2 separate regions of the Mus musculus genome follow, and region 2 is linked to region 1. Evidence: chromatin loops called from intact Hi-C (ENCODE). Cell type or tissue: left cerebral cortex. All regions are shown on one strand. Each heading gives the region's core, and the rest is flanking DNA. Links, peaks and the distances in the headings are about the cores only.

Region 1 (10,964 bases), core at 2,023-10,022:
AGCTGCTGTGTCTGTGTTTGTGAGTCAGACTGATCTAGGACTGTGGAGAGTCCATTCACTCCCCCCTCCCCTTCAGAAGCCCTTTTGATTTAAGTGGGAAGTGTGATAAACAGGGGACCAGCTCAGCTGACTACCATGGGACCCTGCCTGTGCTGAGAACAGAGGATCATGCAGGCTTGTGTTCTGCTTAGCATGGCAGTTCAGCTGGACTCCCTTTACCTCTTCAGCCTGGCAAAGAGCATCAGCAATACACTCAGCTGCCATTGCCTCTGTGTCACCTGGAAGGTTCTAAGCTTTGGACTGTGGCCTGTTGATCTGGGCCTGCCACAGGGTCGCTCAACAAAGCAGGAGAGCATGGTAGTGTGATTACCACCTGATGGCTGGGAGATGAGAGAGTGTGAAGGCGAAGGTATCCTCCAGTGACCTAAAGAGCTCACTCGAGCCTTTAATGTCTTTAAGGTTCTACTACTTGCCCATAGCTACACATTGGGGTACAAACCTTTAACACCTATATTGTTGGTAGCAGAGACGTAGTGGGACCCAGTCTTCAGAGTCTTGTACAACAATCAGGAAAGGCAGCAAGCTATTAGGCTTGGGGATCATCTATTTGAGTTCTTTAAAGTAACCATTACCTATAGCTGACCCTAAAACTGTGCCGGCTGAAGGGAAGAGAAAACCAGCTGGTAAATTCAGAATCAGCATGGACTCATACACAGGTGCTCCCCCCCCCCCCCGCCTACTTCCCCCGCCCCCTGCCGCCCCAGGGAGCCATCGGTACCTGGTGTGGGCTCTGCTCCAGGCTCTGACTGAATTGGTTCATTTGTGGATTAAATAAAGATGTAGAAGGTGTAGCCCACAAATCTGATGCAGGATTAAAACAGAGATGTGTAGATGACACCAAGAGACAGGATCAGGACTCACAAAATCTCAAGCAAAGTAGGTTGTGAATAAGAAGAGAGGATTTCAATCTTGGCTCTGGTGTTTATAGCTGACAGCAGGGTACAGAGAGGGGATTGGTGGTGGGAAAAGACCTCATGTGTGACTAGCAAGTCTAGAGATGTCTGGAAAGCTGGAGGGAAGAAATAGTCTTATTACCATGATGCCAGGTGATATTTGAAATATTTAATGAGTCAGTAGCATGATATTTTAATATGAAATAGAGACAAATTGGAACTATTTAATATCTGGAAACCATAATACAAGACTCATTCTCTCTCTCTCTCTCTCTCTCTCTCTCTCTCTCTCTCTCTCTCTCTCTCTGTCTCTCTCTCCCCCTGTGTCTGTGTGCATGTGTGTGTGTGTGTGTGTGTATACATGTAGAAGCCAGGGGACAAAGTTGATGTTTTTCAAGCGTCATCTACCTTGTGTTTATCAGACAGGGTCTCTTATTGACCTCATGTTTGCTAAGTAGGCTAGACTGGATGGCCAGTGAACTGTGGCCCCACCCCCTGAGTGCTGTCATTTTGTGTGAGTACTACTATGATCAGGTTTTATTTATTTATTTTATTCATAAGTTCATGGGATAGAACTCGTGTCTTTGCAACATAGGGAAAACACTTTATCGATTGATGCATCTCACTAGACCATGATAAAGAGCCAGTTCTTGAGAAAATAGGAGATGGCTGTTTGAAGAGCAGACAAGGGTGGACTTCCCATCCTACCTTCTCACATGTAGGTGAGGCAGATCGAGGTTCTTGATGACAAGAAGGAGAAGGTGGTCGATGTCAATATGGAGGTAGATTTTCGTATTTTAACAATTAAGAGATGGAATAGTAATTGAATGAGTAGATACAATTTCTACAAAGCAATAAATTCATCTCTAGATTTATCCTTTGCTATGGTTGGACTCCCAAATGTCCCTTACAGGCTCATGTTTGAATAATCCTTCTGCTCTTGTGAGGCAGTTTTAGGAGGCTGTGGAACCTGTGGGAGGTGGGTGAGCCTATTAGGCGGGGGCGGGGGCGGGGGCGGGGGCGGGGGCGGGGGCGGGGGCGGGGGCGGAGGCGGAGGCGGAGGCGGAGGCGGAGGCAGTTCACTTGGGGAGGTTTGAAAGGTTTTTCCCCTCTCTGGTTCCCGCTGTAGTCTCTGCTAGTTGATCTGCCATGGTGTGAGCAGCCTCTGCCACATTCTGCTGTCCTCGTGGGTGAGAGGATCGCCATACCTTTTCCTTTTCCTCCATGATGAGTTGAAACTCCCTGAAACCAGGAGCCAAAATAAAGCTGTGTTGTTTGTCAAGTTTCATTCCAGCAATATCACAATGTTAAAGTAATGACTCCACCTCCCTCTGTGGAAAGGCTTCTTTTTAAAATTTGGGACAAAAACTACCTAACTTATTTTTTCTTTTTTTCTGACTCTAAGAGGCTAGGATTCGTCCTTAGCCCTTCTTGGAAAAACAAAGCCAGGTGCTTTTGGGCTGCCCACGTGCATGTAGCCAACCTGTGTACATTGGGCAAGCACTTCTCATTCTCTTTTCTTAAAGAATTATTATAAAGTTCAAATGAGAAGGAAACAGATGCGTGGAAGCAGAAAGGTTTGTCTCACAGGATTTCATTTTGACAATTTCCAACGTTGATTTCCCAGACAGCTGCAGCCCTCCGCGGCTCCGCCTGCTCCTGCCTCACACCTCTGATGATTCGTCCCCTGGAAAGTTTTGTTCAGCCTCTCATACCCTTGGCTTTGAAGCCATCTATCAAAACTCTCTGCCAGGAACTGCATTAAGATGTTGGCAGCAGGTGGCTGCTTCTCCCCAACTCCCCTGTTCCAACCGACAGGAACACTGGGGAGGGGTGGAGAGATAGCCTGTGCTTCTCATTTAGCCAACAAAACGTGGGTTATGACGCTCCCTCCCTGGGAACTTTCCATAAGATGAGGGCGGCTGACCTTGTACAGCACCAGGGACTCCTTTCTGTTACAAACAAACAGACAAACAAGCAAGCAAACTCTGGCGTTAAATATCCATCCTGCAGAGGCCACATCATGTTGCCCTGGAAGTTCGTGCATTTGCCACTTCCAGCAAGGGCTGTAAGAGCAGGACCACGCCTTCTGTACGCAGGAAAGGATGAAGGCAGTTTGTAATCCTATAAAACACTTTGAGGCTTTCAAAAGGTGTTATATACATCAATAAATAATAATAATTTTCACTCTTTCTTCTTTGTAATACTCCCTCAGAAGGTTGAAAATAAAATTTCTTTCATTATTGATTTTATCCTTCTATATTTGACAAACATTGATTTTTTTCTTCCCCTTTCTTAATGGAGCAGAAGCTGACATAGTTGTATTTCATTTACTTCGCCCTCCAACCCCAGTGCCATCCCATTAGCAGGAGGACTCCAGGCACCTGCAAAGCTGCCCACAGTGGTTGTTTAACTGTAGGGCGCTGGGTCTTAACAAGAATCGGCTCTACACAGCAAGCACATATTAGCTTCCTGCTTTGTCACTGCCAGTCTGAAGACTTCAGGAAGGAAGTTAGCTCAGATATGGGGTTTAGTGTGTGTCTAACACATACATACCCTGTGACTAACACATGCAGACCCCATGGCTAACACATGGAAGACTACATGACTAACACATGCAGACAACATGACCAACACACGCAGACCCCACATGCAGACCCACATCTAATACTCACAGACCCTATGACTAATACATGGAAACCCCATATTTAAGACATGCAGACCCCGTATCTAACATATGCAGACCACACGACCAACACATTCAGACCCCACATGTAATATATACAGATCTTGTCTGACACTATTACCTAACACACCCAGATCTCATGACTAACACATGCAGACCCCACGTCTAACACACACGAACCCAATGTCTGACACACACAGGATCCATTTCCAACACTGCAGAGCTAGTGTTGTCATTTTCATATCATCCCATCCTTTAACAGTTCTCTCTAGTCAGCACAGTTAGGGTTAGAAAACTCACCAAGCAAACATCTGCTGGGGAGACAGACACAGTGCACCTTGGGTAAAGCATGCACAGCTCATGGAAGCAGTGGCCCTGGGGCCCTGAACTTTGCCTTTCCTGTTTTCAGCACAAGGATTTGAATCTTAGACACTTTGCACAATTTTCTCTCGAGGATGCCTTTGAAGCAAGCCACATGTTGTTTGTGCAGCATGCTCTTTACCTGCATGTGGTCTGTCTTATCTCCATGGCCACCATGTCTGAAAAAGTTTGAGGTGACTGTTACAAAGGAGTAAAACTTTTCAGGTTTTGACTACGTGGACAAAAGGTGAGAGTTGAAGTAATTATCCCAATAATGAAGGTTAAAAAGGCTTCCTCCTGAAAACCCAGGTAATTGTAACTAATGTCTATTTTGGCTTGAGTCAGCAAGATAATAGCGTCGACTCTGCCCTTCCCTTTGCACACCCAGCCTTCCCTGGCTTAAATTTATGTCGTTTGCATGTTGGAGCCTCAGTAAATCTCCGCTGTGCATTAACAACAGCCGAGCCAGGCAGCTGGTTTGCCAACTGAGAGGAGAGAGCAAACATGGATCAGCTGTGTCTGGTCTTTTCCTTTTAAGCCATTTTAGCCCACGCACTCAGTGAGTGCGGGGATGCATTTCTGCAGAATTCCTGGAACTCACGGGTTTTTAGAGGCGTTTAACTTACATATCCACGCTCATGGAGACAGTTGGGGAGGGTGGATGTAAAAAGGCAAAAATTGCTGTGCTCTCTAAACAGAGAGTGGGTCTGAGGGTGCGTCATTCCCTTGTGCTAAATATACATCTCCTCTGCCAGAGACGCGGGTAAGAACGCTGCCTAAGTAGGTCAGGCTGAGCCTGGACTTTTCCGATGGCTTGAGAGCTACATCATGAAATATCTCCTTCAAAGCCCAGATTCAGTGTGTGTGTTTGTTATGTCTGTATGCTTGTGTGTGTATGAGTTCATAAGTCTGTGTTTGTATGGCTGTGTGTGTATATGTGCATGTCTCTGTGTGTTTATGTGTGTATGTGTTTGTATGTATGTCTGTGTGCATGACTTTGTGTGTGTTTGTGTGTGTATGTGTATGTCTGTGTGCTTTTGTGTGTGTGTCTGTTTGAATGTCTGTATGTCTGTGTGTTTGTATGTGTCTCTGTGTGTGTCTGTGTATATATGGGTGTTTTGTGTATGTATGTGTGTTGTGTCTATGTGTCTGTCTCTGTGTGTATGTTTTTTGTTTTTGTCTAGGTGTTTGTGTGTATGCATTTGTGTGTGCATGTGTGTGTGTGTCTATTTGTTTCTCTCTCTCTCTCTCTCTCTATATATATATATATATATGTATATATGTATCTATGTACCCATGTGTATGAATGAATGCATGTGTGTCTGTATGTATTTGTGTCTGTTCGTCCATATGTGCATATGTGCATATATGTACATGTATGTTTCCATGTGTGTGTATGCTTGTGTTTTGTTCTTAGGAAGTTTTCCATCACACTCATGGTTCCCGTGTTTTCATGTTTTCAGGCTCTGAATTTCTGTCCATCTATCTGTCCGTCTCCTAATGTGGCAGGGAGAAGAGATAACTGAGAGGTAGTCACAGTGTAGGGAGGCTGAGAAAGGACAAGGACATTGTAGAGGACAGATGGGGAGCTCAGGAGGCTCCCAGGCCCACAGCACCATCTAGGTCTGCCTTTTGGCTACAGGAAGTTAAAAGAGGAGAACTACAGAGAAGCCCCTCTGGGCTCTGCCTCGGATGAAAGTCCTGCACAGATAGAGGTTAGCTGAGTTCTCCTTCCTCCCACTCTTGCCAGGGCTGTTCTGAATTCAGGATTCTGGCAGATTTAAACCTTTCTCATCAACAGTTCTAATGTGTGATCTACCTGTTACTTCCCCAAATGATGTCTCTCTGACTCCTTTTTTTTTTTTTTTTTTTTGAGGGAGGGAAGTTTCTCACCAGCTTGTCATTCACTTCACCCCACCCACCCAGACACCCACCACTCAACCAGCCTGGTGAAAAGAGATTAAAAAAAAAGATCTGGATTCTATACAGATTTGAGAAAATGCTCCAAGCTTTTTTCTATGGTGTGATTTATGGAATGTCACATAACTCTGTAGTATTCTCATCAAAAAGCCTCAGGCTTCAGGTGAGGCGGGTCATCAATGAGTGCTGTTATTGTAGAACGCTAGAGAGCTCCCGAATGAGAGGCTGTGCATTTTCCTGTGCTTGCATTGGCTGCCATTGCTGGTGTTCTGGTGGTACCATTAGGACCCCTAAGAAAGAGCGGTGTGACTATTGCGATGAAACCATGCTCGGTCCTGAAGTGTGTTTCTCTTCTACTGCATGCTAACTTCAGCCATTGCTTACTGACTACTGGTACTTGCTGGTACAGCATTCAGTGTATCACGACGAGGCATCTACTCTCTCTTATAGCATTGCAGGGCTCCCCAGCACTAAGTCCAGGGATCTCAGTTGTGAGATCCTGGGGAGGAGAAGGCTCCTGAAGAAGGAGTTAGCACGATTGTGTGAGGCTCAGTTCAGGCACAACTGACTCCTGCTTAGAGCCAGAGGACATAGGCTATAATCCCAGCCATAGCCTCTCTGGCCATGGACAGCGGCTTCAATCTCTTTGGTCCATCCATTTCTTTACCTATATTTTATAAAGATGGAGTTGGTAGGTGGATTTGGAGATAATTGGTACTTCTATCCCCCCTGCCTTATATCCCACACTTGAAATGCCTTAGTTATTTTAGTTCCAGAATCATTTGAGGCTTACAAACCAGGACCAGGTTCAAGGGTAGGCTTTAAGTGATAAACTAAGACTCTTAACTATGTACCTAACTTTTGTACTTGTGGACTGCTGTCTTCTGAGCATAGCATGGCCACTGTTATCTTTACAAGGGCAGCAGTGACTTGGCTTGACCCACACATGACTTGGCTCATCTGATCAGGCCTATCTGCACTCTGTCATAGAAAAAAGGGTGGAGGAAGCCGTTACACCCTGACCTGGGGTTACATGTCTTCTCTCTGTTAGGCCCCCTGCTGCCTTGCTTCTGCCCTAGTCCTGGGTGGTGGTGGCTGTGATGACTAGAGTGTAGAGAGGATAGGAGATTAACTGACAGGCAGAGGCGTTTATGAAGCTTTGGGACATGGTCACCCATACTAGCCTGAGACTTTTACGAAATTCTGCTGCCTGTGATGTCATCTGTATTCAGGTACGTGACCTCCCATCTTGCTTCTGTGATGAAGCCATGCAAACCGACTGATTGGACTTCGTTGGACTTTGGTGTGTCCTCGGCACCTTGTCTGGGGTGAATAGACATAGTCAACATTGACTCTCATGTCCTCTCACAAAAAGTTAACTTGATAGTGACTTCTCTTGGGAAAGTCCCCCTAGAGTACAATGGCCTCTTCAAAGGAATGCTAATGCTGGAGAAAGTCAAGGTCCACCTCTCTGGTCTCAATTTCCTGTATTCTACTGAGAATCCAGTGGTAGAAAATGAATGGCCCACACAAGCCAACTGATCCCAGAGGGAAGAGCCCAGAATAAGCTTGCTGGCACAGGCCCATTTACTCACCCAGCAGTTATCCCCTGTGGCCTGGCTCTGGAGATAAATGGAAACTTCTAGAATGACTTAGTTTCCTGAAAGCATGACTGGGTATCCATGAAAAGAGATCAAGACAGCACCTATTGGAACCTATACACTTGGGACCAAAATGACACTTCATTTTGTCCCACAGGTGGGTTGTTGTCCCCTGCAGAGGACTAGAGATTGCTTCCCCTAACCACCAGCTGAGCACATTTCCCACAGATGTAATGAGTGCAAATTTAAGATTTTGAATTTTGATATTTATGATATGTATTTTCTCATTACTATCTGCTTGGGTTTGTTTAAGCTCAGGTAGGGAGAATGAAAAGAGGGAGCGAGGAGAGAGCAATGTGAATAAACTTGTGCCTCAGTCACTAAGTATAAGGGCATGGGAGATGAGGCAGGGGGATGCCTGCCCTCTGTCTTTCAGAGGGTGGGTGTGGTCAGTTCTTTCCTCAGCATTCATCTCTGGCCGATGCAATTCAGTTACTAGGGGTGAAGTGTGCATATCATTACTGGATCATGTGGTAGCAGGCGATTTTGTGACATTCTGCTCATGACTTGGATGGCCCCCCTCGGAGGGACCTCTATTCAGCAGAAGCTTCCATGAACATGCGCAGAAGGAAGTGTGCTGTCTGAGCGCCACTTACTTTTGTTTATCTTTGATTTTCTCTCTTTTCCTCCCTCCTTCCTTTCCTCCTCCCTTCCCCCTTTCTCCCTTCTCCCCTCGTTTTCATCCCTCCCTTTGTCCCTTCCCCCTCCTTCCTTTCCTCCCTCTTTCTCTCCCCTTCCTCGGTTCCTCCTTCCCTCCCTCCTTCCCTACCCCCTTTGACCCATGCCCTCCCTTCTCCCTCCCTGTTTTCCTCCCTTCTTCTCTCCCTCCTTTCTTCCCTCTCTCCCTCTTCCTCCCGCCCCCCTCTCTTTTTCCCCTCTTTTCTCTCTCCCTCCTTTCCTCTTAATATTTATGAATGTGGACAAAACATCAAGGAGCTTATTACTATGTTTTTTTAAATTTTTTTTTTTTGTGCTTGTCCTAAGGCCACATTATATATTCCACCACTTAAGTAATTCCAGCTCTGAATTCTGGTCCCTGTCAACTGAATAGTGAGCCTTGAACTAACACTGAAAGATGGTAGAAGATAGCAGGTGGGAAGGGGAAATCTCGACATCATTGTTGTAATCCCACCATACTAGGTGTCTCTCTTTCACAAAGCTTTGCTGGGCCTCTCCCACCCCAGGGCATGCAGAAGGTGGGAATAGGTAGCCCATGCTCCTAGCTGTTTATATTCTCCTGTCTGAACTCTGGTTTTGAGATGAGCCATTGAAGCCCATAATTTATAGAATTGGAAGACACATGGAAGCTGTTGGGCATTGAAGCTGTGACCAGCTTTTGGTACAATGGTAACTAGAGAGCCACATGACAGCTGCAGCCACAAGGCACAACATTTAAGTCATTTCCAGATATAAGGAGGAAACAGATCCATAGGAGGATCAGCAGAGATGGGAATCCTCATAACTTTCAACTTCATGAAATACTCTGGCTAGATCCCTAGAGAGTCCTCTCTCCTAATAAATCACACTTTAATTAAGCTCACTTGAAAAGCTCTTGAGTCTACCAAACAGTCTTACTCAGACATTGTGTGACCCTAGTCCAACCACCATGCTTCTCTGGACTCAGTTTCATCTTGTGTAAAATGAGTCCATTAACCTCCTGAGTCCCTTTAGATTTCAGGAATCTGCACTTTTAATTATCAGTGGTGGTCATCTATGAAGCCCTATAAGCCAGACACACTTGACAATTCTGCTCTTCTTTTGGTCCTGTCTACAGAGGCCGAGTCTGATGGCATGGTTAGTGAGAAGAACCATCTACTGCCAATCAAGGTTGTGTCTAAATAGATCTGTGGGGAGAGGCACTTCTGACAAATGGCTATGTGTAGGCTGGATGAAAGACCTCCACAGGTCTATCCTGTCCTGCATCTCCAGTAGGCTCTGCTAATATAAGAGAGAGCTGTTGGCAGACCTGAAGCATTCTCCCTCTAAACCAGTGCCATGGAGTAAGTACAGCCTTGTTGATTGTATATCAATTTGATGGACTAACTATGGAACAGTAATTAAGCCAAAGAGAACATTCAGAAGTACTTATTGCTACTTGCTGTCTGCTCAATCCCCAGAGTCCTAAATAAATAGAACCATGAGTTTAATTAATACCTGCAGGTCTGATTATCCATTTACACCAGGCCATAGTAGATCAGAGGTTAAACTTTCAAAGATATTTGGCTTTGTAGTGATGTTGAAAATGTCTGCATTAGCCTGTCGCCAGAGTCTGCATCCTGTGTCCTGATGCGTCCTTGGGGTTCAATGTCGGGACCCATAAATCAAAATTTGGGTATTGCGATAGGGAAGCTCAGGCTAGTAGCATTGCCTGGCTGTGCACTCATTATCTGCATGTTCTCTATGCTCTGCAGGCCCAGAGACTTTGGATGTCTTCCCTGGTATTCCTAATGTGAGTGATATTTCTGCTGGTAAAGCCTGCTAGTTTCTTCTTCATTGCATCTCAAATCTAGTTTCTAAATGTCTTAAACAAGTAGAGGAAACTGCCCAGGAGTTGGGATATCCCCTGGGATATAGAAATGAAAGCCACAAGGCTTCCCAGATGCTACATCACTGTGCCTAGTGTAGGACCACTGCTCAATAGAGCCAATGATTGTGGTTGTGTTCATCATTGAGACCTTCACTGGAGGGTCTGGAGAGATGGCTTGGTCAGGATAATGCCTACCATGTGAAGATAAAACTGGAGTTCCTTATCTCTAACACTCACATAAAAAGCTGGTGGTAATGAGGAAGGCCTTGATGCAGGCAGTGAGGGTAGAAGGTCCCTAGGGCTTTCTGGCCATTTATCTCGCAGAATTGGTAAGCTTTGGGTTCTGGGAAAGAATCTGTCTCAAGGCCAGCTCCACCATCTTCTGCCTGAACCCGGCAGAGGCCACCAAGGGCCCCAAAGGACTATCCACTCCGCAGGACCCCTAGCATACACAGGACCTTGTGATCACTGGAGAGCATGTGGGTGACAGAAGCAACAGAGCTTCTTGGACAGGGTCCCATAGGACCTTCATCCTCAGCCAGGAGGCAGAGCTGAGACCCAGACCCCTGGGCACCTTCCTTACCAGAGGAGAGTCACCTAAAGGGAGGGCTCTGACCCCAGGACTCAGGAGGTGGATTAGAGTTCCAGACTTCTGGACAACTGCCCTACAAGAGGAGAGCTTGCCTGCAGAGAGTGCTCTGACCACTGGACTCAGGTGAGAGTTGGATTCCCAGGAGTGCTGACAGAGGCGAACAGAATCACAGGAGGAACAAGCTCCAGCCAGAGACAGCTAGAATATTGACACCAGAGATTACCAGATGGCGAAAGGGAAATGTAAGAATCTTACTAAGAGAAAC
Region 2 (10,964 bases), core at 1,259-9,258, 140 kb before region 1:
GTTAGCTGAGCGCTGAGCGAGATGGTGACCTCTCTGTGAATTCCTCACTGTGGATGCTCAGTGTGACCAGCCACCTTTCAATCCAGCCACCATGCTTCTCCACCATGATTGTACCCTCCAACAGGGTCAGGTGTAGCAATGAGTAAAGTAATGTCGAAACTCAACTGTATAAACTTCAAGAGACCCTCCAACCATTCAGGTTAACATGGCATCTAGGGTCTGCTCATCATACCTATACATAATTTACTGTGCACCCACACTAACAGATGAGCCCGACTCTCTAACCTGATCCAATTCCCATTCATCTTTCCTAGGAAACTTTTGACAGACATTCACAGCATCTTCTGGGTTCTTTGGTATGCATGTAATGCCCTCAAGGCCGTCCTCTACACTGTAGCGCCTGACACTTGCCAGTGACTGGACGATGGTGACTGGTGAATGGGGTTGGGGGAGAAACGGCAGTCTCCACAAGGCGACTCTCTAGCAGTGACCCTTCAGGTGGCTTTTCTGTGGGAAGAGCTCAGAGAGAAACAGACAGGAAGAAAGGGCTACATCCATGGGCCGGAAGCTCTGACCTGGGTGCTACTCAGGGCTCTTGCATGCATTGCATTTTTGGGTTGGACTTAGGGTTGGATCTTAGAAGCTTTGATTCTAGGAGATAAGTCTTCCTCTGGGATGGTCTGAGGAGCTTTCTGGTCTCTTAGCTAGTAAAGCTGTGAACTAAAAGCCCTCAATGAATCTTTTTCTTTTGCTAAATTCTTTAAGGCAAGCAACTGCATCACACACTTCTTATTTTGACCGCATGTATTGTAGCAACCACCATGTGGACACCCAAAGCCTTGTCTTGTAAGTGATAGTTTAGTGAATATGTTTGCTATTGTGTACCACAGGTTACTAATGGCCTCTCTTTACTGTCAGTGACAGGACATTGATGCCTGGAAACCTAACCATATCTAATTCTACATAAGCTAGTGCCAGTTTTAATGTCCCCTAGAGTCTCCTGCCCTTACCAGTATGGATCCAGGCAGGTTGGATCAGAGAAGCCAGGCCACTGGCTGGGGCATGCAAATAGGATTTCAGGCAGCAACTAGACCAGAGGGTAGTGTGAAAGCTGGCATAAAGTCTGTGGAAGTCTAGTTCCTTTGTACTGGTTTTAAGTTAGAAGCGCTAGGAGTTGGGGAGAAAGCTAGACACAGAAAATTTGGGGCACACCAGAAACTGTGGTGATGAGTTACACTTTCAAGGACAAGCCATCAATCTTGTCTCTCATTGACTTTAGCCTTGGTGACATGAACAACCGCAGAAGTGGCTGGTGGCCTTTGCAGTAACGCTTCACATACTGGGCACAGGGACCAGAGCAGCAGGAAGTTGGCAGGTGTATGAGTCAGGTCAGCAACAGAAAGTACGAGCTGGGACTGTCCCTTAGCGGGTTATCCCGAGTCTTCATTCCTGCCTTAGAAGTGGCCTGCCAGATTTTTCATGGCCAGCCCTAAAGCCAGAACCAGTTAGGTTAAGAAATCTTCAGACATTAAGTTTGCCTTAGCTCTGGTGTTATCCAGGATCCCTGCCAGAAAGAAGTTTCTGGGGCAGATGCGTACAATGTTCAAAAGTGTGGGTGGTGGGCACAGGCTGAGCTGGTAGCTGACGGCTTGGGTCGTCAGGGTACAGATTAGGAGGTACTAGGGTGGTATCCTTCAAACAAACTGGGTGGGAACAATTTCAGTACCTTATACACCCGCAGTTAACATCCAGGGGAAAGCGCCGGGGAATCTAGGCGAGTGACACCCGGGGCAACTCCTGTGAGTCAGGGAGTTTTGTAAACTTTGCAACAGGGAGTGGCATGGGCAGAAGGAAGGCTGTATGCTAGGAAGATATCGGGAACTGGAAGGCTCTTGTTGGCACTTCCAGGTTCTATGCCCTTCAATAAGGACTCGGAGCTGCCGCATGTGGATAGTGGTAGACACAGAGAGAATTAGTTAATAAAGCCTTTGGAGGCAAGGAGAAGGGCTACCCAGTCAGGAAAGGTTAGACTTTCAATAGCAAAGACTATATAAATGATTGGGGTTTTTCTATTGCAGTACCACAGGTTTTTGGGTCATTTCCAAGTGTGTGCATTCCTGTGCATACTCTGTTCCAGGTTGGCCTTGGCGCATGCTCTGTTATAGGTTGGCCTTGGCGCATGCTCTGTTCCAGGTTGGCCTTGGCGGCTGCGGTTTCCAGTGTTTCTGCCAACTGGCTTGTTTCCTATGCCAATATTAATTCTTCTCTCTCCACTTTACTCTCCTGCCACAGTTTTAGATTTATTTATTTATTGTGTTCATTAAGAGGAGAGGGTAGTGCAGGTTTCCAAGCAGAGGCCAGCCTGCAGAGAAGCTGGATAGAAGGGGCTGGTTTTAGAAAAAGTAGAGCGACAGCTCTTTATCATACATGAGGGGAAGAGGGGAGAGGAAAGAAGTGGGGTGAATGTGAACAGGAAAGAAGCAGGAAAGAAAAAAAAAACCCTCACAAACCACGTCTATCTCTGCTAAACAGAAAGGAAACGAGTCCAAGGCAGGGTGGGGAATCTGGATTCAGACCAGAGGGATAAGTTGGCGTCCACAAGGAGAGAACCGACAAGCTTCACAGAGAAACTTGAGAATACCCTCCTGTGAGCAGGAGGCTCTACCCCTGTGAGCTCTCCTCCCTTGTCATTGGCTGAATTGGCTCATCCTAGATGTTCAATCTTAGTGCAATTAAAAGACATTGAGTTCATAGCCTTACCTCATAAGTTTAATTTTCTAATAGGGATTTTGCTCACTTATGAACCTTATTTCTGTATTCCTTTTGCTTTGACATCTGCTAAATAAGGCTGACTAGACAATTGGGTATACCTTCACTCTACAGGGTTGATAAGAGTTTAAACTAGTTGGCTTTCATATTTGAGGGTAGAAATGTATTCAGTTTTCCTGGTTGCTCCTTAAAACCCGGTAGGAGCCTCACGGTCTAAGGTGAATAGGCCTGAGTTGGATCACATGGCTGCCCACTAAAGCTCTGATCTGTGTTGGCTGGGCTAAGTTGGGCAAGCTCTTTCCCTGGTCTGCAGCAGTGGTGTAGTAATGGTACAGATGCCAAAGGAGGTGCCATGAGAAGTGAGCGGAATAACCCACAAAGCCCAGCATGGTGCGGGCATGTGCCAAGACTTGGAGATTACCTGCAGGTGGAGAGGTAGACAGAGACTTGGACAACAGCTGTGCCTGGAGTAGGTTTAAGATACTATCTTCTGGGATCTTTGAAAGGTTCCCGACAGAGCTGGTATCTTTCCCCTAATACCCAGTGATGTGTTTATAAAAAGATAAAGAGAGGAGGGGATATGTTCTATGGAGGTGTGGTGAGGTGTGGGGGAAGGGGGTGCCTCAGCGGGCCCATGCCAAGGCATCCCTTCCCCTACATGATGGTATCGTATAGAATAGAGTTTATTCAGGGCATGGAGAGGTGAGTTAAGAGGGGGAGAGAGAGAGAGAGAGAGAGAGAGAGAGAGAGAGAGAGAGAGAGAGAGAGAGAGAGAGAGAGAGAGAGAGAGAGAAAGAGGAGGAGGAGGAGGAGGAGGAGGAGGAGGAGGAGGAGGAGGAGAGAAGTAGAAAGTAGAAGAGCAGAGGCCAGCCATGAGCACGTGGAGAGAGGGGGTGAAGGGGCGAAGGGACAGAGCTGGAGCAAAAAGAAAAGCCGGCAAGAGAGCGAGGAGGGGGCAAGCAGCCCTTTTTATAGTGGGTCAGGCCAACCTGGCTGTTGCCAGGTAACTGAGGGGTGGAGCTTAGACACAATGCTAACACCCAGAGTTTTCTGCGTGGGTGTTGTGATATGATTTGTACCTCTCAGCTCTTCCTTAGTTAACTCTGTTCTTTTGTTACTAAGTGTTTGGTGTAGAAGCGCTCCCTAGGAGAGCCCTCCCCTCCTCCCAGGCTTTTGGAAGCCCGACCCTGCTTCCTCTCCCAGATTCCTTACCCACTCCTGCTTGCTCAGACATGTGTCTGCGTTCAGACTTCCAAAAATATGACATCTGGAGCCCATGGGAGGTGGGTGCCGATGGTGGTGGAGGAATGAGAGGAGGAACTTGGGTAGGAACTCCTGTGGGACCAGTGAGCCTGGAGGGCACAGAGGCCACATCCCCTGCCCTCTTGCATAGATAGCAGGCTGCTTGCTGCAGAATCCGACTCTCACAGGCGGTGAAACTGGCGGGGAAAGGGGCTAGAGGATCACTGGTTGCCAAGTCAGGGTTGATTTCTGGTTGCATGTAATCGTGGATGCACACGGGAATCCCTACCCCCCACCCCAGTGTGGTGGCACACGAGGAACAAATGTTAAGTCTGAGCGTAGTTTGGGTTGAATGGTTTGTCTTAGGGATCAGGCCTTTCGTCCTTTTTTTCTCCTTGTGAAGGATGGGAGGCTGTGAAAACTATTTTATGCAAAGTAAGGCTGTCTACATTCTCTGCCGAACTGTAGAAGAAAAAGCAGTCTGTGAGAGTTTCCTTCTCCCAGAGGCTGGGCACGTCCATGTGTGTACTGCTTTTGATGAGATCTGCTGTTTTGCCCACGGCAGTCATCCGTAAAAACACCCCTTTCCTACGCACAGCCTTCAAGCCTCTGTACGCCGTGCGCTTTGCTCTTTATTTTTCTCATCAAAGCCAAGCAGAGCGGTGGTTTGCCTCGGTAAAACCTCTCCTCTTTTTGGCTCTCTGCCTGGTTCTTCCCAAGCTACTTGGAAATAAAGGGGGAAAAAAAAATTCAGACTAGTTTCTTTTTGTTCTTGACTGATTCATGGGTGGAGGGAGGAAAGGATGGGTTTTCCGTCTGAAAACACAGCACGGAGTTCCAGCAGGTTTACCATTTTTCTCTGCCCTGAAAGTGTGGCCCCAGAACAGCGCCAGGTACACAGCAGGTGTCTGGTGAGAGCAGAGTCCGGCACAAAGCATGTATGGGCTCTGTCCTGTCTGCGTGTAGGTGCCTTCGAGCGAAATCTTGGAGCGTATTCACACACATATAAATTAAACACGTTTGTGGCTAAGCTCCTGTGTGTCTAAAGCCTTTTTCATAGCGTGCTGTGATATAAATCAGTTTCAATAGTGTTCAGCCCCAAACAAGAGTTATGTAGGGGCAGGGAAATCAAAGCAGGGTTTTCTTAATTATAGCACTAGATTGAGAGAAGCTATTGACTTGCGGGATCTCATTATTTGTCTTTCTGTCTATCCATATATCCATGTGACTAGGGTAGTCAAGGGGTCAGAAAGGAACACGGCTAGAAATATGGTACCTCTAATGGCGCTGATAAGAATCGGAATTGGCCTGAAGCTCAGCGGCAGGTTGTCTATGGCTAGATGAAACCAAGCCAGCGGTGCTGGGAGGAAGAACTGTGTGTACGGGTTTGCTAATATCACCGTGTGAAGAAAGAGGTTTGTTGTCACATGTGTGCTTTGAAAAACGGAGAAACCAAACCAAATTAGCCAACCAACCAAACAAAGCTGGGAAAGGAGACTCTTACGTGTTTCCAAAAAGGAAAATTCACTCTGGCCTCCCTTCCAATGCTGAGCTCCTGCCTGAGAGGAGGAAGCCCATTAAAAGAACGTATGTGTGTCTAGGACAAGGTCACAGACTTATTGGTTTTCTGAGGCACAGCATAAATACAGCAGACAAAGAGAATTGGTTTGCCTTTCCTGATGCCTTGTTCCATCCTCGAGGCTGAAGTGTGGGCAGATTTCTGATGCTGGCTGTATCTGTGCACAGTGGGGCCCAGAGTCAGAAGTTTCAAAATTAGGGAAGAGTCAAATGTTGCTGCAGCAGATAGATCTATCACCTAGACACACACTTCATTCATTGTGTCCATGACTACACTCTTGAACAATTGGTGAGGTTGCTCAGATGGGAGTGGAGCCCTGTTCCTGCGGCTCAGTTCTCTCCGAAGCTCTTTCCTGGGCAGATGGGGTCTCACACGGCTCCCCAGTTCTCCTCCTTTGCATTCATCTGGCCAGCCACTGTAGCCTGACTGATACCTCGATCCTCCATCTGTCTCTTGGTTACTTGCATGGTGACTTTATCTACCCAGGATCATCAGTCCCCAAAGATGCACTTTTGGCCAGCCGAACACTAATTTGCTAAGGATTAAAGTTTAGTTTTAAGTTTTTGTTTTACCATTGATTAAATAGCAATCTTCTTAAAAAATTATTATCCTACATATATGGGTGTTTTGCCTGATTGTATGTCTGTGCACTGTGTGCGTACAGTACCCACAGAGGCCAGAAGAAGGTCTGGATTCCTGAAAGTGGAGTTGCAGATGGTTGTGAGCTGTTATGCAGGTACTAGTAATTGGTTTCTCTAGAAGAGCAGCTGATTTTTAACTGCTGAGCCACATCTCCGTCTCTGATAATAATCTTCTTAAAGTAGTTTTTAATGCCTGAAGGTCTTCCCCAAACATGATGCAACTTTACCTCAGTGACTTATTGTGTATGTGTGTGTGTGTGTGTGTGTGTTTGTCTCTGTGTGAGTCTGTGTGTGTGTATGTGTGTTTGTCTGTGTGTGTGTGTGTGTATGTGTGTGTGTGTGTTTGTCTATGTGTGTGTGTTTGTGTGTGTGTATGTGTGTTTGTCTGTGTGTGTCTGTGTGTGTATGTGTGTGTGTGTGTGTGTGTGTGTGTGCACGTGTGCGCATATGCACAAGCAAGAGGCCCACTTTGTGGAGTGACTCTTTTCTTGAACCTTTACATGGGTTCTGGGGATTGAATTCAGTTCTTCAGGCCTTCCTGGAAAGTGCTTTTTACCCACAGAGCCATCTTGCTAGTCTGGTTAAAAGATGGGGGCAGGGAAGGGTTGAATCAAGGACCCTGTGCTTGCTAGAAAGCACTTTATTGCTGGACTACCTCCCTCCCAGAATTTCTAGATTTATCAGTTATACCATGTTGTAAAGCTGGGGACCTTCTATGACTTTTTTTTTTTTATCAATGCCAAATAGCTCTAAGGCACTGGTATCTTGAGTCAGTGTGAGCTAGTGCGCTTTTCCCAGCCTAAATTCTTGTGTCCATGAATGAGAAACAGCAGCATCTACTTTGCTGAACTGAATAGCAAGGTACAAGGCATGAAGTGCTTAGCTCAGTGCACCCTGGTCTGTGCTCATTAGCTATGGTGATCCTGTCTTCACTGTGCCACCCAGGCTGGCAATCCACTGCTGGACTTGTTCAACCCTCTTGCCTCAGACTTCTGAGTTGCTGGCACTGCCCCTGTCCACGGCTGTACCTGTTAAGTGAGGGGGGCTGTTAGTCATAATCACCTTGACGACAGTGTAATAACTACATGGACATGTGTGGATAGAACTCTGCAAATGTTTTCTGTAACAGTTCGATATCATTTACTTGTTCCTGGATGACCAGGCACTAATGACAGTCTGTAGAAGCACGGGAATAGGCATCTCCTCTTGACTTCTTCCGTCTGGAACCTTCTGGTAAATGCATATCCACTGGGTTCTGGCAGTTTGAACTGGTGCTCCTTATGAAGACGTCCTTCCTCTCTTTACACAAAATGTACTCGACCACTTATATAGTTACATATTCCCTTGCGCCCACATGCTCAGCGTGCAGTTTCTGTTGACAGGCAGAATTCTCTTAGGTATGCTTAGGGACTGTGTGGTGTGGGTTTGGTCTCATGTTGTTTGTATTATGTTAATTTGGGCCCCCCAAATTGCCTGAGAATCCACACGTCCCTGAGGGAACTCGGCCTCCAGTTGTTTTGATTGGAAAATAAAGTTGTCAGTGGCTAATGGCTGGGCAGGGAGACAAGGGTGGGACTTTAGGATTCCCAGGTAAGAGACCAAGGAAGGAGGAAAGAGAAAGGAGGGGAGAGCTGTTATTTTGGAAGAGGAGAGACACCATGTCTGAGAGGTACACTGCAGAGAGCATAGCCACAATGTGGGAGTGGGGGAAGGAGCCCCCAAGCAGACCCTTTGACGGGGTCTAGGACAGCAAAGATGGAATATAGGATTAGTAAGTAATAACTCAGGAACATTGGGGTGGGGTTGGATCAGTCAGGTGGAGGTTAAGAAGAGGCCCAGCCATTGAGCTGTTTAAGGCATATAAAAATATAAGGGCTGTGTGTGTGTGTGTGTGTGTGTGTGTGTGTGTATTTCATTCAGGAACCCAGAACACAGGGGTAGGTAGCAAGGAGCGGACAATGCCACTGGGATCGATTTGAGTAGGATTAATTAGGCACCACTACAACTGTGGAGCTGTCAAGCCATCTAAAAGCCCACCTAGACTTCTCAGCATCCTTTTGGGCATATTGACACTGGAAGAAAAAGGCCACAGATTTACAATTAACATACCTGAAAGGGAGAACAAAGTCTGAACTGCACAGATGGTCCAATGAGGGAGGAGACAGAGTGATGGGCTGAGGACTGGGGTTCCAGGGGACAAATGACCTCTGTCCATGTGTGTAAGTTGTCCTGAGGATGAATGAAGGCTGATGGTCCTGAGGGTGAAGGTTGTTGGTCCTGAGGGTGAAGGCTGATGGTCCTGAGGGTGAAGGCTGATGGTCCTGAGGATGAAGGTTGGTGGTCCTGAGGATGAAGGTTGGTGGTCCTGAGGGTGAAGGCTGGTGGTCCTGAGGGTGAAGGTTGTTAGTCCTGAGGGTGAAGGTTGGTGGTCCTGAGGGTGAAGGTTGGTGGTCCTGAGGATGAAGGTTGGTGGTCCTGAGGGTGAAGGCTGGTGGTCCTGAGGGTGAAGGTTGTTAGTCCTGAGGGTGAAGGTTGGTGGTCCTGAGGGTGAAGAGGTTGGTGGTCCTGAGGGTGAAGGTTGGTGGTCCTGAGGGTGAAGAGGTTGGTGGTCCTGAGGGTGAAGGTTGGTGGTCCTGAGGGTGAAGGTTGATGGTCCTGAGGGTGAAGAGGTTGGTGGTCCAATGGATGAATGTGGGTGGTCTTTAGGATGAGCTGGTGTAAGGGCTTTGGAGGAAGAGGCACTTCCTCTAGTGGAGAACTTGGCTGATCTCTGGGCTCCATAGAATACTGTTTATCTTGCCCTATCCCTGTATTCTTGGATGTCTTTCACTCAAGGTCCATTTCGCATTCCTTAGCCATTCCCTTGAATGGCCTCTTTAGCTTGATACATAATTGGTACATGAACTGACTATTTCCAGAAGCGAAGTTCTGTCTTAGCAACTAGCGGGGAGGGAGATTTAGTCATCCCTGGAGCCTCTTTACATTCCATTCTCTCTGCCAACAGCTCACACCCAGCTTTGTGTTTCCAGCATGCCCCCCTGGGTCCTCTTACTAATTTCCTCTCTCTTTGCTGAGAGATGTCCCTTGGCCCTCTACAGGGCAGAGGTGATGACATACAGGAGCCAAGGGCATGACTTCTCCTGGATCACTCCTGGCCCATGTCTCTCAGGGATGTGGCATTCCTGAGCTGTGTCACTATTGCTTTGTAGTAGGCAAATAACTATAAGAACAAAGATTTCAGCTTAACAATAAAAGGGCACATGAGAGCGTACATAATAAATGTGTTCCTGAAAAGCGTATCATTGAAGTGGTATAAATAAAATCACATTTGAAGGGAGCCAGTCCAGCTGTTCATGTTCTTGTTCAGATGGCAGTGCACCTGAAGTCTTGATGTTCTTTTTAATGCAAACACAGAAGAAAGAAACATTCTGTCATTCCATGTCAGCTGGGGACAATTTCATCAACAGAATGTACTATTCTGCCACATTTGTGATGTGCAAAAACCACAAAGCAAAAGGGACCTTAAAACCTCTCTGGTGTCAAATGTGACCCATAGGTTCTGTTTCATTCAATAATGGCTTAGTGTGTTTTTATTTTCTTAGTCATCAACTTTCCTTCAAGAGCAATTAACTGGAAGCTCCACCAGATGTCTACGAAAAAGGCATGAAAGGACAAAATTAAAATGATTAAATTTAAATTCACCAAGTTTAAGCACTTCTCCATATATCTAGAGTATTTTGTCTTTTCTATTTTTTTTCAGAGTCTCATGTAGCCCAGGCTGGGTAAGTATCCCAGGATGACCTTGACACTCTGAACCTCTCACTTCTACCTCCTGGATGTGGGGATAGGTGGGGATAGCCAGTGTTTCTTAGGTTAATGCTTAGGAACCAGCAAGGGCATGTTTGCTAGGCAAGCACTTTTCCAGTGTAGCAGCCTCCCCTGCCTTGTTTGCTGGGGATCCTGTCATCATTGGCTTAGCAGCTAAACATGCTTCCATTTATAGGCAATGCTGCATGGCACTGCAAGACAACTCACTGAAGAACTTTTTTTTTTTGTAAACTGAAAAATAATTTGTAAAACAAGTGAAAATTCTCTTGAGGTTTTAGTTTGTGGTTTGACCGTGGCACACACACACTTTTCCTTAAATTCATAATCTATGTGTCAGAGTTCAATTGGTTTATTTAAGTAGGCAAGTGACATTACAATATAAGAGAAATCATTCTGTGTCATGCATGCACTATTAGTCCTGAATTGGAACTCACCATGTAGATCAGGCTGCCCTCAACCTAGAGGAACTTTTCTTGCCTCTGCCCCTCCCTCTGCCTCTTGAATGCTAGAATTAGGGTGCATGCAATGGTGTCTGTCAAAGATACAACAGTTTAATGCAAGTCTCAGAAAACTACTAACTAACCAAGTTAGTGTCAGCTGGGATATGGTAAGGCATGCTCAGTCAAGAGTTGGAGTTAAAGCACATGGTTATTCTGTTAGTGTGATTTCCCATGATCCTTATAGACATGTAGTCTTAGAGCTACTAGAATAATATTCAACAAGTCAGTCATGGTCTCTGAGATCAAGCTTCTGCTGCCGGTTTGGCTTGTGGCAAACAAGTTCATCCTTGATTTCCTCTTCCACAAAATGAGAATAGCAGTCAAACGTATGCTAAAAGGCCCCTGGGAGGATGAGAATCAACTTGGAGAGTGTCTAGCTGTAAGCGAGGCCTCGGGACATAGTAG

What was found. Hi-C counts contacts between places; a loop is a spot of excess contacts. Peaks named below come from ENCODE experiments on the same cell type or tissue, not always from the same donor. Only the 100,000 strongest peaks of a DNase experiment are listed, where the experiment ranks them.
Region 2: it touches region 1 in a loop (2.3-fold over the local background); 1 of 42 quality-filtered maps calls a loop at or near these places.

What each region holds. Positions count from the first base shown.
Region 1 is chr17:4,720,201-4,731,164 of GRCm38, reverse strand. No RefSeq gene overlaps it. Among named protein-coding and RNA genes, the nearest start is that of Gm23186, 48 kb to the right of the region's middle. In left cerebral cortex, for the core only: no CTCF peak of the experiment used is centred there; DNase peaks (open chromatin) are centred at 2,652, 4,054, 4,630 and 5,864; H3K27ac peaks cover 1,023 bases.
Region 2 is chr17:4,859,466-4,870,429 of GRCm38, reverse strand. No RefSeq gene overlaps it. Among named protein-coding and RNA genes, the nearest start is that of Gm34507, 43 kb to the left of the region's middle. In left cerebral cortex, for the core only: no CTCF peak of the experiment used is centred there; DNase peaks (open chromatin) are centred at 2,184, 4,047, 4,604 and 9,202; H3K4me3 peaks cover 706 bases; H3K27ac peaks cover 956 bases.